2 separate regions of the Homo sapiens genome follow, and region 1 is linked to region 2. Evidence: chromatin loops called from intact Hi-C (ENCODE). Cell type or tissue: endothelial cell of umbilical vein. All regions are shown on one strand. Each heading gives the region's core, and the rest is flanking DNA. Links, peaks and the distances in the headings are about the cores only. Region 1 overlaps ETS1 (ETS proto-oncogene 1, transcription factor). Region 2 has its middle 14 kb from the start of LINC02098.

Region 1 (2,912 bases), core at 301-2,800, 350 kb after region 2:
CAACTGGAACTCTGTAGCTACTTAAATCACTGGTATTTCTGCCTCTCAGGCACTACTTCAGCAAGTCTCAGGAGGTATGGAAAAGACTGATGACACAACTTTGAAAATTGGTGGCTTTGTTTTTTTGGTTTTTTTTTTTAATCCCACCTAACAGAGATCCCAAAGTCCTGTTTTCTTAAATAGCAAGAAAGTTTGAAAGAGGCAAACAATTCTTCAAAGGTCATGAGGAATCTAACTAGGATGTCCAGGAATGGAGTGGGAGAAGCGTATCCCTATTTTTAAAAAATAGGGATGATGGGGAGGGTGTGGCCAACTGACTAGATCAAGATGTGGGGCAGGGTCTGGACTGAAAGCTGAGGGGCCACTCACACTGGCAGCTTTGGGGACAGCCAAGGTTGCCCCATGCTTCAGTGGGAAGGTGATTTTTCTCAGAGTGCAACTACATTTCATGTTTGACTGATGACCTCTGTCCCATGAGCTATTTATGCTCTTCAGACAGCAGTCAGGGAACAAGACAGTGAAGATGGAACCTGGAGGCATTCAATAGGGAAAAAAAGAGAGAAAGAAAAAAAGAAAGAGCGAGGAAGGAAAGGAAAGGGAAGGAAAGGAAAGGAAAGGAAAGGGAAGGGAAGGGAAGGGAAGGAAAGGAAAAAGAAGAGAGAGAAAAAGAAGTGGGGGAGTGAGAGACGAAGGAAGAAAAGGAGGGAGGGGAACCCCGGGCAATTACAGTAATGTATGAAAAGGTAACCTACGAAATCAGAGTTAAGAGCCTTCTCCACGCCATGCCTGGTGCTTTGCCATTTCCACATTCAATACGTTTTTTTTTTTTTAATTTCTTCCTTCACAGTAATTCTGTGAGGTGGGCACTATTATATTACAAATGAGGAAACTGAGGCTCAGAGGGTTCAGTGATTCGTCCAGGGTTGCACAGCTGGTGGGTGGCAGAGCTGAAACCTGTGCCCCAAACAGCCCTACCCAGCTCTCTTGATCCTTTGTTAAACGGTAACGACACACACTCTTACCTATCTCTCTATGTCCCCAACCTATCTGGAACTCCCTGTAACCTCTTGCAAAACTAAATCTAAGCCCAGAATCTCTTCTGTTCCAACCGTCTATTTCTTAAGCCCCGCTTGGGGCCCAGGCGCTGCCACAGGCCGAAGGGCGAGGTTCGGGCCGAGGCAGCCCACGCCCGTCCTCTCCTCCCTCCTCTCCTGGGAGTGGAAAGCTCGTCCCGGGACGCCCCAGCTCCGGGCCGGCTTCGCCTGCGCCCGCGTTGCTGGCAGCGCCGGGGTTAACCCTCCCGCCCTGCGGAGCAATGATTTCTGTTTTATTTCAGCAGGGGAAGTGTGTGCTGCCTGATTAGCCTGATGGTTTCCTCTTTTCCCATAACCTCCAGACCCCCATGGCCCAAGTGTTTACTCTCTGAAATAAAAAATCTGCTGGTGTTTTTCTTTTTGTGTGCTCGTGTATTTTGGGAGGATTGCAGGGGAGGAAGGCGGGGTGGGGTTAGGGACCGGGAGGCTGGGGGAGGGGAGCGGGCCGCCTCCTCCAGCTGCAGGCTCCGGGCTGAGACCCCTGGCTGCAGTGCAAGAAAGCAACTTATTAATGAGGGAGCTGGGTCTCCTGCCTCGGCAGCTATAAACACAGTGAACATCTGGAGAGAGAGCCCGTGTCTCTAGGCGGCCAGACACAGCACTACAGGCTGTCCCTGCGGCGCAGCCCGCCCCCACCCTCCACTCTCACGCGCCCCTCGCCCCTCGCCCCTCGCCCCTCGCCCCTCTCCTGGGCTCCGGCTCCCACCTCATCGGCCCACCCGAAGATGTCCATTCACCCAGTGCCGCGGCCGGAGCCGAGCGGGGCCTGACGCCAGCCGGCGGCGTCCACCGTCCCACCCCCGTGCGAGGAGTTCCAGGAGAGGGGTCAAACTGCTTGAATCGCATAAGAACCCGGTGCCCCAGGGACCTTTTCCCAACTCGGACCAAATATTTGTGGTTTGAAAAAGTTGAGAGAACGTTTTTTCTCTCCGCAGCCCCCTGGGAGTCCCAGCGCAATGCTGTTACTTCCTAGGATGTTCGAGAAGCTGCGAGTTCGAGGGCGGGCCGGCGGAAGGCTTGCCTTTCCACTGTCACTCCACGAACCCAGCCCAGAGGCTTCGGTTTGTCTGTCTTGGTTTCCTTCCTTCCCGGGGACCTAAAGGGGTGATTTACATTTGTAAAGGCCTTTCCAAGCCCTCCTTCCTCGGGGCTGTTGGGGTCACTCCTGAGAGCATGGGGTCTCTGGTCTCTAACCTGGGTGTGCAGCTCTTTCTGGCCCTCACCAGGCTGGCCTCTCCTTTGGCTGGTGAAATGAGGCACAGTGGGCAGATGCTAGCACATTAGCCTTGAGCAAGATAAGAGTGGGCAGGACTCAGATGTGAGTGGGCATCTGGTTTCTTCGATTCACCTAAATCCACACTCACACCATGGCGAAAGGAAAAAGAAGAAAAGCAGCGTTTATTTATTGGTCCCCTGCGATAGGCCACGACCTTTTAACTATACTACCCTCATGCAGTGGACACAAGAACTCTTTGGAAAGAGTGTATTTCACCTGTGAAAGGTGAGGGTTGGGAAGCTCAGTGGACTTAGCCAAGGCCGAAGGCCTGTACCGGGATGTGCTGCTGGGGTCTTGAGGCATAGGCTGGCTCTTCCCACAACACCAGGCCAAACCCTCTGCTTAGACTTAACACTCTTCAATTATACTCAAAATGTATACCAAAAGACCTTGTAATCTGAATATGAAATAGTACCAGCTCAAAAGCTACCAAGGCAGCAGGAGGTGGGAGGAAAAAGAAAGAGGCCATGTAGGAAGCAGGAGCAACTTCAGTCCACAGCTGATCAGAGGCATGCCCTCCACTTATGGAGAATAGGGTCAGG
Region 2 (2,912 bases), core at 254-2,753:
TTACTAATCACAATCTGTGACTCCAACAGTTAAAGCCTGTGAGAACATGGGCACATTAATTAACTCTCTAATCCTATTTTCTGATTTTGAAGTGGAGATAAATCCACTTTATGATATGAGAGTTAAATGAGGTTGACATTTAATTTCTAGAACTCCTCATCTGAGTTTTGTGGTTGCTGTTGTTCTTTCAGGCCAGGGGATGTGGCTCCATCGCATGGAAGATGAGAACTGTGCCTTTGTATCTGGTAATTTGCTTATTTTATGGAGTTATCTTTCTCCATTCATATCCCTTGCTAGTGAAGTATGAATGATGACTTGACAGAAATATGTGAGAAGCTCCTGGCGATGAAGGAATTGGTTTAGATCGTGTTTAGGGAGGTTTCCTTCCTGCCCTGACAGGCTATGGCTCTTTCATTCACACCCTAGTGTTTCTATCTATCAGAACATCGGCAGACACCTCAGTTGGTAGAAGGGTTTGAAACGAAAAAAGAAAAGTAAATGTAAAAGGCAATTTTCCTTTTATCATATCCCTGTCCCCAAGGATTCTTGATTTATGAGTAGGTTTTACAAATCTCCATAATGCACAACTTAATAACTCTTTTGTGTTCTCTTGGCAAAAGGTTGCATAAAGAGGGTTAAATGACCAGCCATCTTCCAGTCCTTGGTGGCTATAAAATCCAAGGTATAAAAATAAAGCACAATGAAATAGTGTAAATAATAGGATGACATTTAGAAAAAAAGGAACTTGGGGAATAATAACTGGAAAAAACTTCCTTATGTTTTAGATCAGTTGGATGATGAAATAGTCTCTGAGGGAAATGGTGGGAGCCTTCAAGCTTGAGATATTTTGAAATCTGGTTGTACTGAGCCCCAAAGGTCAATACTACAGGATCATTTGTTTTGTTATGTTTTGTTTGTTTTGTTTTTAAAGAGAAGGCAGCAACATAAGTTAATAGGTATTTTTCACCCTAATGCCAATTTATTGAATCAGAACTTGAGACTGTGTCCCTTACTCAAGTAACATATTCATTTTTTAACCAAATGGCAATAGTCCCAGGGGTGGTTCATGTAGCCACATATGGTGGTTATTTCTGGAAACTTTCTCCATAAGTATATTGACACAGTTCCTTTCTTCCTCCCTCCCTCCCGCTCTTCCTTCCTTTCTTTCCTTCCTTCCTCCCTTCCCTTCTCTTCTTTTCCTCTTCTTCCCTCTGTCTCTTCTCTTCTTGCCCATCTATTTTGTTCTGTTTTGTTGTTTATTTCCAGAAACATATGAAAGGTTCAACAAACATCTTTTCCCTCATCCATCATCAACTCTTAAAGCATGTCAGATCTTAGACAGAGCCCCAACTGCAAGTGACTATATCCAAGTGCTCAGAAATGTCCTATATGATAAAGAAATACACAAAAGAAGTGGGAAGGTATAATTAAATAGCTAACAGAAAGTGGCTGTAAATCAATGAATTTATCACAGTAGTCTTTGCACTCAGATATATCATCTTTAAATATCAGCGATGTCTAAACAACACTTGAAGTCAATGGTAGTGGAAATTCAATAGAGATAAGCACAAAGTCTTCCCCAGTTCATAATTTTCCAAAATATCGCTCAACATATTTCAAATCTGTTATGTAATTTCTTTACTTTCCACTTGGCTTTGCTGTACACCAATTCAAAAAGCCATCTCTTCCTGCTTCTATTATACTGCCTTGCCCTGAAATGCATTTGGACGCAACTGAACCACAACGGTTCCCGCAGTAAAGGAGTGAGCAGAGGCAAGAGTAATCTTATGTAACAGTTACATAGGAAACAGCTGGGGAAGTGAGAGATCGGTACAGCCAAGGCCAGCCACAGGAAAGAAACACCCAAGCATCAATCATCATGTTCAGAAAATGACAATATTTAATTCTACCAGGAAAAAAAAAAAAAAAACTGAGGTGGTGAGGGAGCAGAGAATGGGTGAATGTCTGTCCAGGCTGTTAGACAAACATAGACTCTGGATTTATTTTGAATTTAGATAAATAATCCCTGCATCCTCAGCAGGAATTTTGTTCTGGGAAGTTTGTACTTCTGTTTACGTGCCTGCCCTGGGTCTCAGTGTGGGAGCAGGCAAATGGTTAGTGCCTGGCTTAAAGTTTACAGTGGAAAGCACTTCATCAACAAAGTGTATACATTCATTCAGCCACCCAAAAATGCAACATATATTTCTCTGGATTTTTAATTTCCAGTATCTATCAGATAAATATATGTATATTTACATTTATATATATATATGTATATATTTAAAATAAATATATTGTATATAAAAAATATATATATATATTATTTTTTCTTGCCCTCTCCAAGTTCTTAACCACTTTAATTAACTTACTAGCTCTCCCACATGATATGAGACATGATTCACCTTCTACTGGATATGAGCCTACATGAAATTCAAATAGAGAAACGTCCTTACTGTCTAAACCTGAAACCACAGGGAGAAAGAAAATAGAAAACTTTTCACATAAGACAGGTAATTTTCTTAACAACTACAGATTAATATATTTTTTGCTGTAAATTTTATAGGACATTCTGTAGCCCAATTGCAAGAGCAAATTTTTCACAATGTATGTGTAGGTTTCTACCTTCAGTTTTAGAGAATATTTAGTGAAATCAGAGATTTGTTTTATTTATTTGAATATCTTTATTGTCTGCAGTTTTATTACTTTTGGAAAAAAAGAGGAAAAATCCAGCCTCTTCTGGTTTGCAATCTAAGCTCCATTTTTTTCAGGCTATTTTAAAGAGACTTCCATTATGAAATCCATTCTCTAACATCTGCAAGACTTGTCTTTTTCTGGAAGAAGAGTGGTTATAGTAATTGAGTAATAGGGAGTGAGATATGTCTCAGCATTCTGCACATTTTATTAATCACCAA

Evidence for each region. Peaks named below come from ENCODE experiments on the same cell type or tissue, not always from the same donor. Only the 100,000 strongest peaks of a DNase experiment are listed, where the experiment ranks them.
Region 1: a loop joins it to region 2, with 5 times the contacts of the local background. A loop is called at or near these places in 1 of 110 quality-filtered maps.

What each region holds. Positions count from the first base shown.
Region 1 is chr11:128,547,514-128,550,425 of GRCh38, forward strand. All of the region lies in intron 3 of ETS1 (ETS proto-oncogene 1, transcription factor), which reads right to left. Among named protein-coding and RNA genes, the nearest start is that of ETS1-AS1, 23 kb to the left of the region's middle. In endothelial cell of umbilical vein, for the core only: no CTCF peak of the experiment used is centred there; a DNase peak (open chromatin) is centred at 1,388; H3K4me3 peaks cover 570 bases; H3K27ac peaks cover 640 bases.
Region 2 is chr11:128,193,536-128,196,447 of GRCh38, forward strand. No RefSeq gene overlaps it. Among named protein-coding and RNA genes, the nearest start is that of LINC02098, 14 kb to the right of the region's middle. In endothelial cell of umbilical vein, for the core only: no CTCF peak of the experiment used is centred there; a DNase peak (open chromatin) is centred at 1,766; H3K27ac peaks cover 583 bases.